Linked DNA regions of Homo sapiens: region 1 is linked to region 2. Evidence: chromatin contacts called from ENCODE Hi-C or POLR2A ChIA-PET data. All regions are on one chromosome and are shown on one strand. Each heading gives the region's core, a stretch centred on a gene start or an enhancer-like site at or near the end of the contact. The rest is flanking DNA. Distances are from core to core; before and after follow the strand shown. Region 1 holds the start of AGPAT2 (1-acylglycerol-3-phosphate O-acyltransferase 2). Region 2 holds the start of TMEM141 (transmembrane protein 141).

Region 1 (5,344 bases), core at 142-2,641, 100 kb after region 2:
GCACTCCTGTCTGCAGGGTGCACCCACCTCATCTGCCCTGGAAGATGAAAACCCCGCAGCCGTCAGCAGCCACCTCTCAGCCTCTCAGAGGCACAGCAGTGCAGCTCTCAGACCTCCCGGCTGCGGGGTGTGCAGTTCCGGCTCCAAGCGTGGAAAGAGGTCAAGCCAGGCCCTCCAAGCTGATTCCAGATGAAGCCCATATGGATCTGGAAGGAGACTGGGCTGGAAAATGCTCTCCTGGGTTTCGCTGTAAGATGCCTACAGGCCTAAGGCAAAAGGATGTGTCTCCACTTTCAAGAAAAGCTGGGACCGCCTGGGCAGGGGCTGCTGAGCCCAGGCAGCGAGACCCCACGTCCTTCAGGACCGCAGTTCCCCATTCATTTGAAGAGCAGTTTCTGTATTTGTCATTCTCTCAGTACAGTTTGGGGGGTGGTTACAATGTTCAGGGAAATGTTTTAACAGCTCAACTCTGCATCTGAAAAAAGAGGGGCCGTGCTCCCCTGCTGACCCGTTAGAGCGCAGGGCGGCCAGCACTCCCGCAACTGCAGCAAACCCAAGAGTCCCTATGAGGAGGGACCCCAGGAAACTGCTTTTCAATCTCCATCTGCTCCCTGAGGTGGGACGCCGGGTGGGGGCCGGGCCAGGTGACTGCTGCCCTTGTCCCAGCTGCACCTTGCCCTGCCACGCTGGCCGTGCTGCCAAGCGGATGTGAACGCCGCCACCTGACACCCACCTCGCCTGCCCCCGGAGCGTCCCTGGTGACAAGGCTACTTCTGGCACCCAGGGTGGGGCAACCCAGCCCCGCCCAGACACACGCCCCAGTTGGCCTGCGCGCCCCCACGAGTCTCCCCGCAGGGGACCGAGAACACCCTAAGAGCCAGGCTTTCTGCCAGGTGGCCACTGGTCACTCGGGGGCGGTTCCGGCGGCCCTTTGCGTGGCCACCGGCCTGGCACGGGCGCATCCCCGCTGGTTTTACGCCCTTGGGGAGCTGTGGTTCTGCGCGCGGGAGCCTGTGGCTGCCCCGGCAGCGGGGGGAGGGGGCACCGGGCGGGGCAGGAGGCCCAGACCATGGGGGGCAGCGCCAGAGCCCGAGCCACCGGCAAGCCATGATGGGGGGGTCCCCTGGGACCGGGAGGGTGGGAGCAGAGCGCCAGAGCCTCGGTAACCTGGCAGAAGGCTGTGGGGAGGGAGCGTGGAGGGGAGGTCCGGGCCGGGTGACCCAGGGCGGGAAGGGGGGGCCGTGTCGGGGCGGGGTTGGGGACAGTGGCGGGGCGGGGCCTGGTGAGGGGACCGTGTCGGGGCGTTGTTGGGGACAGTGTCGGGGCGGGGCGCCGCACCTAGCCCTTCCCTGCCGCGCGCTCCTCCCCCACGCCGCGCCCCGCCCCGCCCAGCCCCGCCGCCCTCGCAATAAGGGGCCTGAGCGCGCGGGGGAGAAGCGGGAGCGGGAGCGGGAGCGAGCTGGCGGCGCCGTCGGGCGCCGGGCCGGGCCATGGAGCTGTGGCCGTGTCTGGCCGCGGCGCTGCTGTTGCTGCTGCTGCTGGTGCAGCTGAGCCGCGCGGCCGAGTTCTACGCCAAGGTCGCCCTGTACTGCGCGCTGTGCTTCACGGTGTCCGCCGTGGCCTCGCTCGTCTGCCTGCTGCGCCACGGCGGCCGGACGGTGGAGAACATGAGGCAAGGCCGGGGGCCGCCGGGAGGGGCCGGGGAACCGCCGCGCCGCTTCCGCTTCCCTAACTTTCTTCTGGGCTTCCCTCCTTCCTGCCCCGCCCGTCCCGCCCCGCTCCGGGGCTCCGGGGAGAGCGCGCCTGGGCCGGCGGCAGGCACAGGAGGGGGTCCCGGAGTCAGGGGGTCCCGGAGTCACGGGGTCAAGGAGCCGGCGTCACAGTGCCCAGCACCCCACCCCCCGCCCTGGCCCCGGGCGTCTACACCGGTTTCGGCCTCCGCCGCGTCCCTGCAGCCCGGCGTGGGGTTCCGGGGGTGGAGCAGCTTTCGGAGAGAAAGGGGGCCGGTCCGCGCTGGGAGAGGCTCAGCCCTGCTTCCTGAGCGGGGAAACCGAGGCCGGGGCGGCGGGGACTTGCCCCAGGGCTATTGATCAGGGCGCACGACGGCGTGGGGGCACCCCTCGGCCTCCCTCCGACCCCCTCCTGACTGTCCGCCCGGTGATGGGCGCACCTGTGGGGCGGGTTCCCCTTTCTCTCCCTTTCCTCTTCGCAGGGAGGTGGGGGACCCGGAGGGGACCTGCTTCCGTGCTGGGGAGCGCGCCCCTGGCCTACAGCTCCGGGGGCCCAGCTTCCAAGCGAAGGGAAGGAAGAGTTAGGACTAGGGTTCGGCGGGGCTGAAATTTTCCCCTGGACGCCTTCCAGAAGGTGGGAGCTTGGTTTTGCCAGGCTGGGGTTGGGGGCCAGAGGTCAGACTGGGCTGCCAAAGACGGCGGGGGCTGCCTGCTCCTGGGCGGGGTGGCTGCTGGAGAAGGCTCTTGCCTGCCCCCTCTCCCTGTTAGCCGTCCCCAGGCTGTTGCTACATTTCTCCCTGCCCTGTTTGGACTGCCCAGCCAGTGGCTTTTGCAATGGCCTGGGGTGGGGGCATTGTGGCCCCAGAGGCCCCCTTCCCCGTGGTTCCAGGGGCAGTGGGTGAGGGTTTGCTAGCTCCCTGCACTCGCTGTCCTTGCCAGCCCTGGGAGGGCACTGAGGCTGCTGGAACGGGCCTACAGTCATGGCTTCCAACGGAGCCCCAGAAGCTCCAGGAATATGAAGGAGGACCCTGGGCCTGATGGTGAGCATGGAGAGTCCGAGAAGGGCCTGCTGGCTGCTCAGCCAGACGTGTGTGACCAGTGGTGATGTGGGCCAGGTGGCCCAGGCCGGGGTCCCGGGGAGCGCACACTCCAGGGCTGGCCCAGGTGGTGACTGGCGCTGACGTCCCCAGTGGAGCACCCTTCAGCGAGGAAGGCAGTTTGCAGAAACAGGGAGTTCCTGGGGGCTGGGCTCTGGGCACCTGTGCTGGAATCTGTGAAGGCCTCACCTGTGGTTCTGGCCCTGGGATCCCCTGTAGGCAGGGGTCTCTGTGAGGGGCCCCCCTCAGCCCCTGGGGTGCTTCAGAGTAGGGGCGAGGGTGCGGCTTTCCCAGCTGAGGAGGGGCCAGTCTGTGGGTTCCTTGGGGTGCCCCCCACCCCGAGGAAATGGCTTGTGTGGTTCTGATGCCTGCAGGGCATCCTGTGCTGGGCGTGTCCTGGGGTGTGGACAGGGGACGGGGTCCTGTTCTTTTGGCAGAAATGATGGGGCACCTGACTTAGGAGACCCTGGAGCAGACCCCACTACTGAGCCAGGCCACAGGCCACGGGCCTCTTCATCGGCGGCCTCCTCGTGTGAGAAAGCCTGGCTTGTTCTGCAGGGGCCTCTGCCTGGACTTCCTAGCTGTTTTCCAGGGACCAAATCACAGTTCACCTGCTGCCCTTTCTATGGACCTGGCAGGCTGGGTTGGCTGGCACTGGCCCTGCTGCCCCACTGGGCCCTGTCCCCATCTCAGCTTGGAGATTCTGGCTAACCTGGGTGTCCTCGGGACCTGGGGCCTCTGATGGTGCTTGGATGGGACCCTCCTGCCGCCCTCACCTCTCCAGGGCAGCACCCAGGCTCAGGCCTGTGGAGTAGTGGCTTCCGGGACACTGGCTACTAACAGCAGGTGCTTTGTTCCTGCTTTGGTCCCTGAAGAGAAGGGAGGGCCAGAGGGCAGGGCAGTCTGGAGGAGAGGCCTGGGGCTCCATGGCTACCTTCCCCCACACCTCTGCACGTGCTCCCCAGGCCCCAGGGTCCCTGATGACTTCCAAGACTCCCAGCAATGGCTAAGAGTGGGGCTGTTGCGAACGTGCGTTCCCTCCGTGGGGGCCGTCGGGAGGGGTGAGAAAGGCAGATGAAGAGCAGGCGCTTTGTCACTCCAGGGAAGGGACCCGGGGGGCTGGAAGGGAAGGAGGGGATACTCGGCCTCTGTTCCTGCTGTACGCCACGGGTGCCTCCAGCCTCAGGAACAGGGATTCGCGTGTGCTCTGTGTTACAAATAAGGACACTGAGGCTGAGATAAGCAACTTGAAACTGGGGCAGGGTCCCCAAGCCAGGATGGGGTGGAACTGGGGTTCGAACCCACTGACAGTGACTCCAGAGTACCTGCTTTTCCCTTTCCCCTTGTTCCCAGCCCAGCGCTTGGGGCTGGTGAGGCAGCCCTGCGGCAGGCCTGAGCTCTGGGAGGGGCGCTCCATCTTGCCCCTGAGCAATGGCTGCCCTGGCTGAGGCCCAGCCCCTCCCCACGGGGTTCCAGGCGGCACCCAAGAGACCCCCACCGTCTACACCGTAGTTCTGAGCGTGTGAGGGACAGTGATGGGACTAGAACCTCTGAGGCAGCCTTCGTTCCCACCGGGCTTGGGGCTGAGACCACGGACCCCTTCCAGGCAGGGGGTGTCCCCTGAGCCCTTCCCTGTGTGCGCAGTTACGGTGGAGCTGCAGGGGACGTTTCCTCACCAGGGGCCGATGCCCTGGTACATCCATTCGACAGAGGAAAGCAAAGCCCAGAGCGGCTCCGTGTCCTACAGCTGGGTTCAGCTACAGGATCAGAAAACCCTCAAGACAGCAGCTTAATCCACAGAGAAGTTTACTTTTTCATACAGCAAAGGAGACCAGATGGGCAGCCTAGGGAAACAGCAGTTAGTTTCCGGCTCCTTTGACCTCTATTCCCACCATTTTCAGGGTCCCAGACAGAAAAGGGGTGCTCTTCCTCTTAAGGATGCTCCCCGAATTGAACCCCACGCTCTGCTGGTATCTGGAGGCCGGGACCTAGTGGTTGTGGCAGCTCCTGGCTGCAGGGCAGGCTCCTGTCCCCATGGAGCACGTGCCCACACCACACGCCCAGTGTGGGGAGAACGCACAGGGGACTTGGGATGTCGGGCAAGGTTTGACCCAGATTTGCCGGCCAGTGCATGGTCCCGGGTCCTCTGACAGATGTCCGGTGATGACAGATGCCATCGGGGGCCCTGTGTCACCACAGCACTGGGGTCTTAGTCCCAAGGGAGACCGTGACCTTGGTCCTCCAGAGCGCTCCAGGTGTCTCTGTGCAGGCCCAGAAATTGGAGCTGTCCTGACTGAGGGATGGGAGGGCTTCTCTGGCCCCACCTCCTTCCCGCCCGCCACACCTGCACTCCTACACATCCGCTTTGAGGAGTCACGGGGACCCCCCACATCCGGGTGTTTGTGTGGGCTGGACCCCGCACCCCTATGGACCCATCCCGCCTTGTGCTGCAGCTTGGATGACACTTGTCGGAAAACACCAGATTCCTCACTGGGGTCCCTGTCCCCGGTGGCCCCA
Region 2 (5,327 bases), core at 2,358-4,857:
TTCTGGTCACTGTTTTTGGAAAGCCAGTCCAGGCAAACTCCAGGTTCTCCCTTCTCTCCCTCCCACCCAGGCCTCACCCTCAGGGTGCTGGGATGTCCTGCTAAGGGTGTGGTCTGCTTACCTCCCCCTCGTTCTTGGGGGCCAGGCTTGGAATCTAGCTGAGGCAGAGCCTACCTGCTGTCCTTCTTCCTCAGATATAAAACACCTGAATTTTAGTGGGCGCATGGCTGCCCAGAGCAACTCTGCCTTCCTGAGCATCCTGGCACTGGATGTGCCTGATGACTTCGTTCAGGCCAACAGAGTGAGAGCAGCAGTGGCAGGCAAGCTGCCCTCTCTCCTGCCTCTTAAATGAGATAAAGACACAATGGCCGAAGCTGGTGCAGCCGCCTGGGGCCATGAGGCAGATTTGGGAACAGAGACCATTACAGCAGGGAGCAGACTGAAAGGAGCCTGGTCCCCGATTCCCTGTCAACCCTGGACCACTCACTTGGACTTTTACATGAAAGAAAAATAAAGCTCAGCCCGGCGCGGTGCCCAGCGGCTCACGCCTATAATCCCAGCACTTTGGGAGGCCGAGGTGGGCAGATCACATGAGGTCAGGAGTTTGAGACCAGCCTGGCCAACATAGTGAAACCCCGTCTCTACTAAAAATACAGAATTAGCTGGGCATGGTGGCGCATACCTGTAATCCCAGCTACTCGGGAGGCTGAGGCAGGAGAATCGCTTGAACCCGGGCAGCAGAGGTTGTGGCGAGCTGAGACTGCACCACTGCACTCCAGCCTGGGCAACAAGAGTGAAACTCCATCTCAAAATAAATAAATAAATAAATATTAGCCAGGCGTGGTGGTGGGTGCCTATAATCCCAGCTACTTGGGAGGCTGAGGCAGGAGAATGGCTTGAACTGGTGAGGTGGAAGTTGCAGTGAGCCGACATCACGCCATTGCCCTCCAGCCTGGGTGACAGAGCGAGACTCTGTCTCCAAACAACGACGACAACACCACAAAAAACAGAAAAATAAAGCTCCATCTTGCTGAAGCCACTGTCAACTTGAGCTTCCTGTCACTCTGAAGGCCCAGTAGGTACTCAATAAACTTTCTTTCCAGTGCCTGGCAAGGTGAGGCGTGGCAGCTGAGCTGGGTCGGGGGCAGCAGGGCCCATGCTGTGGGTCTTCGGTGCTGCGGGGAAGCCAGCTGTAACCATGATGGACTTGTGGAGGTTCCGTCTGGTCTCCACCTCTTCCTCCTCTTGGGGCTCGGGGCTGTGTGTAGGCTTGCCCACTCAGAAGCTTTCCCTCCACACAGACACGGCTACAACGGGCTAGCTCTGCCTCTGGGGAGTGACTTTGGCTAATAGATGAGTGGGGAATGATAGGCAGGTGGGCGTGGCCCACAAGTCCCTCCTCTCCCAGCAGCCAGGCTCTGGCCAGCCTGGCCCCTTTTGCTCTGCCCCTACATGCCAAGTGCTACAGAGGCAGACCCCCATACAGAGAGGCTGTGGTGGTGTCACGTGGCCTACGGGGCTGATGCGAACGTCTAATTCTGGGGTTCAGCGCTGGGAACTTCCCTGTACATCCTCAGTATGTAACTTGCATGTGATCCTCATATATCAACTGTAGGGTAATAAAGGTTTCATGTGACCTGTCATCATCTTACCCTTCTGATTTGTTTTTCACCTGGTCAGGTGGAAACTTGGGTGGAGAGAAGGATAAGCCATTTATTAACCCCACGCCCCTAGCACCAGCTGTCACCTTGGACTTGTTGGAGATGCAGGGGCTAGAAAGGAAATGACAGAGTGTACAGGCCCCTTCGACCCCGTGTCCCATAGGTGGTGGCCCCCAGACACACCCTCTCTGCTGGCAGTGCAGAACATGCATCCCAATACCCTAGAGGAGAAACACCACCCCAGGGAGAGCCCTTTCTGCTCCAACCTCCTGGGCAGGTCCCAGGTTGGGGCAGCAGCCATCTGCAGGTGTTTGTCAGGCCTGGCCACACATGCGGACAGAGGATACGACTGGGGTACCCTAGGGTGTGGGGAGGGTCGGCCTGGGGTCAGGGGGCATGAAGGCTGTGTTCCAGACTCCTCCTGCCCCCAATCCTCTGTGCCCCTGCTGGAGCTCTCCTAGCTTCTCTGATCTGTAAAAGGCAAAGAGAGACAAGCTCGAACCACATCCATCGTGGCTGGGCATCCCTGTGCCCATTTTATCATGGCAGAAACTGGGTTCCGTAACAAGGACAACGGGCAGTGGAGGCCAGGCCTGGGTCCAATGCGGGGCTTCTCAGTCCAGCCTCACTCCTCTCGGGTGCCCACGTGGCTGCTGTGGCCTTGCCACACCCTTCACTCTGCACCCTTCCTCTCAATCTCAGGGGCACCCCAGCCCCTCTTGGTTCTTTCTCCTCAAAGGGAGCTCTCCAAGATCTGTCTACTGCGCCCACCCCCAGCTCCAACCCATCTGGCAGTCACATGCTGAGGAGGCCGGGCCAGAGGGAGGGACCTTGTCTAGCCTATCGCATGGTGCACCCAGGCTTGGCTGCCCAAAACTCTGGGTGCTGGAGAGGTGGCATTCACTTCTCGCTAACCCCCAGGCTCTCTCACCTGTGCTCCTGTCTTTGGGGAGCTGCCCGGTCTCCAGGAAGAGCCAGAGGTTGTTGCATTTCTCCGACTCCACTCTCGTCACCCCGTAGCTGACCACAGAGCCTGCAACTGTGGAGCAGGAAATGGAAGAGGGCTGGGGCCTCTGTGCTTCCCAGGCTAAGAGAACCGGGCACAGGCTACTTCCTGACAGACGTGGTGGGTGGGCTCAGGTGGGGCTCCCGCCGAGACCTGGGGCTCCATGTCAGAGTCAGGGACGCAGAACCACAGCCCCAACCCTAGCAGAAACCCACCCCTCAAAGAGCCCAGGCAGGGGCCCTGGAGTACCCACCCACGGCCACTAGGAGGCTCCACTGCAAAGGGTATGGAAACTTCCTCTGAATGAACATCTGCAAGCCAAAGGCCATGCCGGTGCCTGCAAAGAGCCGAGGTCCCCATCAACCTGTACCCGGGGATAGCCAGGGCCCACCTTGCCAGGCCCCCAGCACCTGCGGGCAGGTGACTTGGCGCCCCCTGCTGGGGAGTCAGGGCAGGGCGGGAGGGTGCGTTCTCTCCCAGCCGCAGGACACCTGGACGCAGCCTACCTGTGACGAAGGTGAAAACGCCCTTCATGAAGGCGTGTGACTGGCATGCGGCATACTCCCCGAGTCCCTGGGGTGGCAGAGGCGGGTGAAGGCTCGATCCCCTGCCCTCTTCCTTCACCGCCTCTCCTGTCCCTCCTCTGGGCACACCCTGGCTGTGGAGGAGTGAGACCCTGGGCGCTTGGACACGTCCCACCTCCCCTATGCCCACCCGGACGCCCTGAGCCCCTTAGCAAGAGAGTGCCCCCAGCCTCCGCCACTCTTCCCTGACGAGGGCACCCCCACGCCCCGGCCCCCCGCCTCGCTCAGGTCAGCTTCTGGGGTTTGAGGCCCGCGTCCCAGACCGGCCTTCTCACCGGGTGCTTGGCAGCCACGGCGTCGTCCACCCGGGACAGACCCAAGTTCACCATGGTTGGCAGGGCTCGGGGAGCGGGCCTGCGCAGGCGCAGGCGGAAGGGCGGGACGGGAACCTGGGGGTGTGGCCCAGAGGACAGGCCTGCGCAGTTACGGACGGAGGGGCAGGGCCCGGATCTGGGGGCGAGGCCTAGGGACCGGCCCGCGCTGGAACAGGCGGAGGGGGCGGGGCCTAGGAGACGGCGCCTGAGGGCGGGTCCGCGCGGCAGCAGGCGGAGGGGGCGGGACCTGGGAGACGTGATCTGGGGGCGGGGCCTGAGAGACGGGACTTTGGAGACGCGACCTGGGGGCGGGGCCTGAGAGACAGGACCGGGGAGCGGGCCTGCGCAGGCGGAGGTGTCGGGTTCTAAGAGGCGGGTCCTGCCGGGTGCAGGCGGAGGGGCCAGGGCCTTGGATTGGGGGCGGAGCATGGATCGAGCCTGCTAGAGCGCAGGGGAGAGGGGTGGGGCCTGGGGCCTGGCCACGCCTCTAGGAGCTTGGGCCCTGTGACCTCCGGCGACGACTGGGCGGGGCGAAGGCGGGCACCGGGCGGGGCGTGGCTGAGAGCGTGCGCTCCTCCCCCCGGCCGGGCCTCATTCCCACACTTGCAGAGGCCTGATGATTGTCAGTGTTATTTTGCTTGAGGACTACAATCAGGGATTGAATTTCTCATAAGCCACCACGGAGTGGGGATGTATAAAATCACTGTTTAGCAAAGTGGTTCTGTAACCAGCAGCTTAGTAGCTGAGCCTCAAACTCCTTTTGTTTTGCATGACAAAGAGTCTTTACTTTCAAATAATTATCGATACACCAAGTAATAACATGTACAAGTTCTTGAATTCTATCATCTAGTAATTTTGATTAAGAGAAACTAAAATCAGCCCAAACAATTCCACTAGTATTCACTGGTGTAACCATTAGCAAGAACGGAGGACTTCAAGTCAGGCTGCTGCTTCACACAGGTTACAAATAACTATTTACTACTTTTTCATCGATAAAGTCCCTGATCTTCAAGAAAGTGCTAGGGAAAAAAATTAACCCCTTCCTTTCTTCAAAGAATTATTATGTGGTTTTTTTTTTTAAACTAGATCAAAGAAAGAAAAAGTCAACACTGATATACGTGTTGCTTGAGCCAAAAGGCATGGGAAAAAAGACAACATATAACCATTAAATTCCTAAGAAATATGAGGTAAAAAGATGAAATCTTGGCCAGGTGCGGTGGCTTACGCCTGTAATCCCAGCACCTTGGGAGGCCGAGGCAGGTGGATCACAAGGTCAGGAGTTAAATACTAGCCTGGCCAAGATGGTGAAACCCCGTCTCTACTAAAAATACAAAAATTAGCCGGGCGTGGTGGCAGGTGCCTATAATCCCAGGTACTGGGGAGGCTGAGGCAGGAGAATCACTTGAACCTGGGAGGTGGAGGTTGCAGGGAGCCAAGATCGTGCCACTGCACTCCAGCCTGGGCGACAGAGTGAGACTCTGTTTCAAAAAAAAAAAAAAGGCTGAAGTCTTTAGATAATTTATAAGTCTGTACAAAAAAGCTAGATTTGCTACTCTTCAAAATGTGGAAGGACCTACTCTATAATATATGGAAATAATTTAATGCCATTTGTGGGGAAAAGAGAGATCAGACTGTTACTGTGTCTGTGTAGAAAAAGGAAGACATAAGAAACTCCATTTTGATCTGTACTAAGAAAAATTATTCTGCTTTGAAATGCTGTTAATCTGTAACCTTAGCCCCAACCCTGTGCTCACAGGAACAT

The links. Hi-C counts contacts between places; a loop is a spot of excess contacts on that map. ChIA-PET counts read pairs that join two places held with the same protein, here RNA polymerase II (POLR2A). Pooled maps may share reads with other maps.
Region 1: a map with no recorded cell type shows a loop between it and region 2 (5-fold over the local background). The contact joins the promoter of AGPAT2 here to the promoter of TMEM141 in region 2. A Hi-C loop is called at or near these places in 3 of 37 single-sample maps with no recorded cell type and 9 of 50 pooled maps. POLR2A ChIA-PET finds 5 or more read pairs at or near these places in 1 of 52 experiments (K562).

What each region holds. Positions count from the first base shown.
Region 1 is chr9:136,683,504-136,688,847 of GRCh38, reverse strand. AGPAT2 (1-acylglycerol-3-phosphate O-acyltransferase 2) reads left to right here and starts at 1,391. Exons shown (of 6, transcript NM_006412.4): 1 at 1,391-1,672. The coding sequence starts at 1,491. RefSeq lists silencers at 665-744, 1,215-1,414, 1,635-2,204 and an enhancer at 1,925-2,786.
Region 2 is chr9:136,789,624-136,794,950 of GRCh38, reverse strand. TMEM141 (transmembrane protein 141) reads right to left here and starts at 3,607. Exons shown (of 5, transcript NM_032928.4): 1 at 3,527-3,607; 2 at 3,174-3,240; 3 at 2,921-3,004; 4 at 2,593-2,700; 5 at 1,634-2,132. The coding sequence starts at 3,580. The coding sequence ends at 2,119. RefSeq lists a silencer at 3,181-4,220.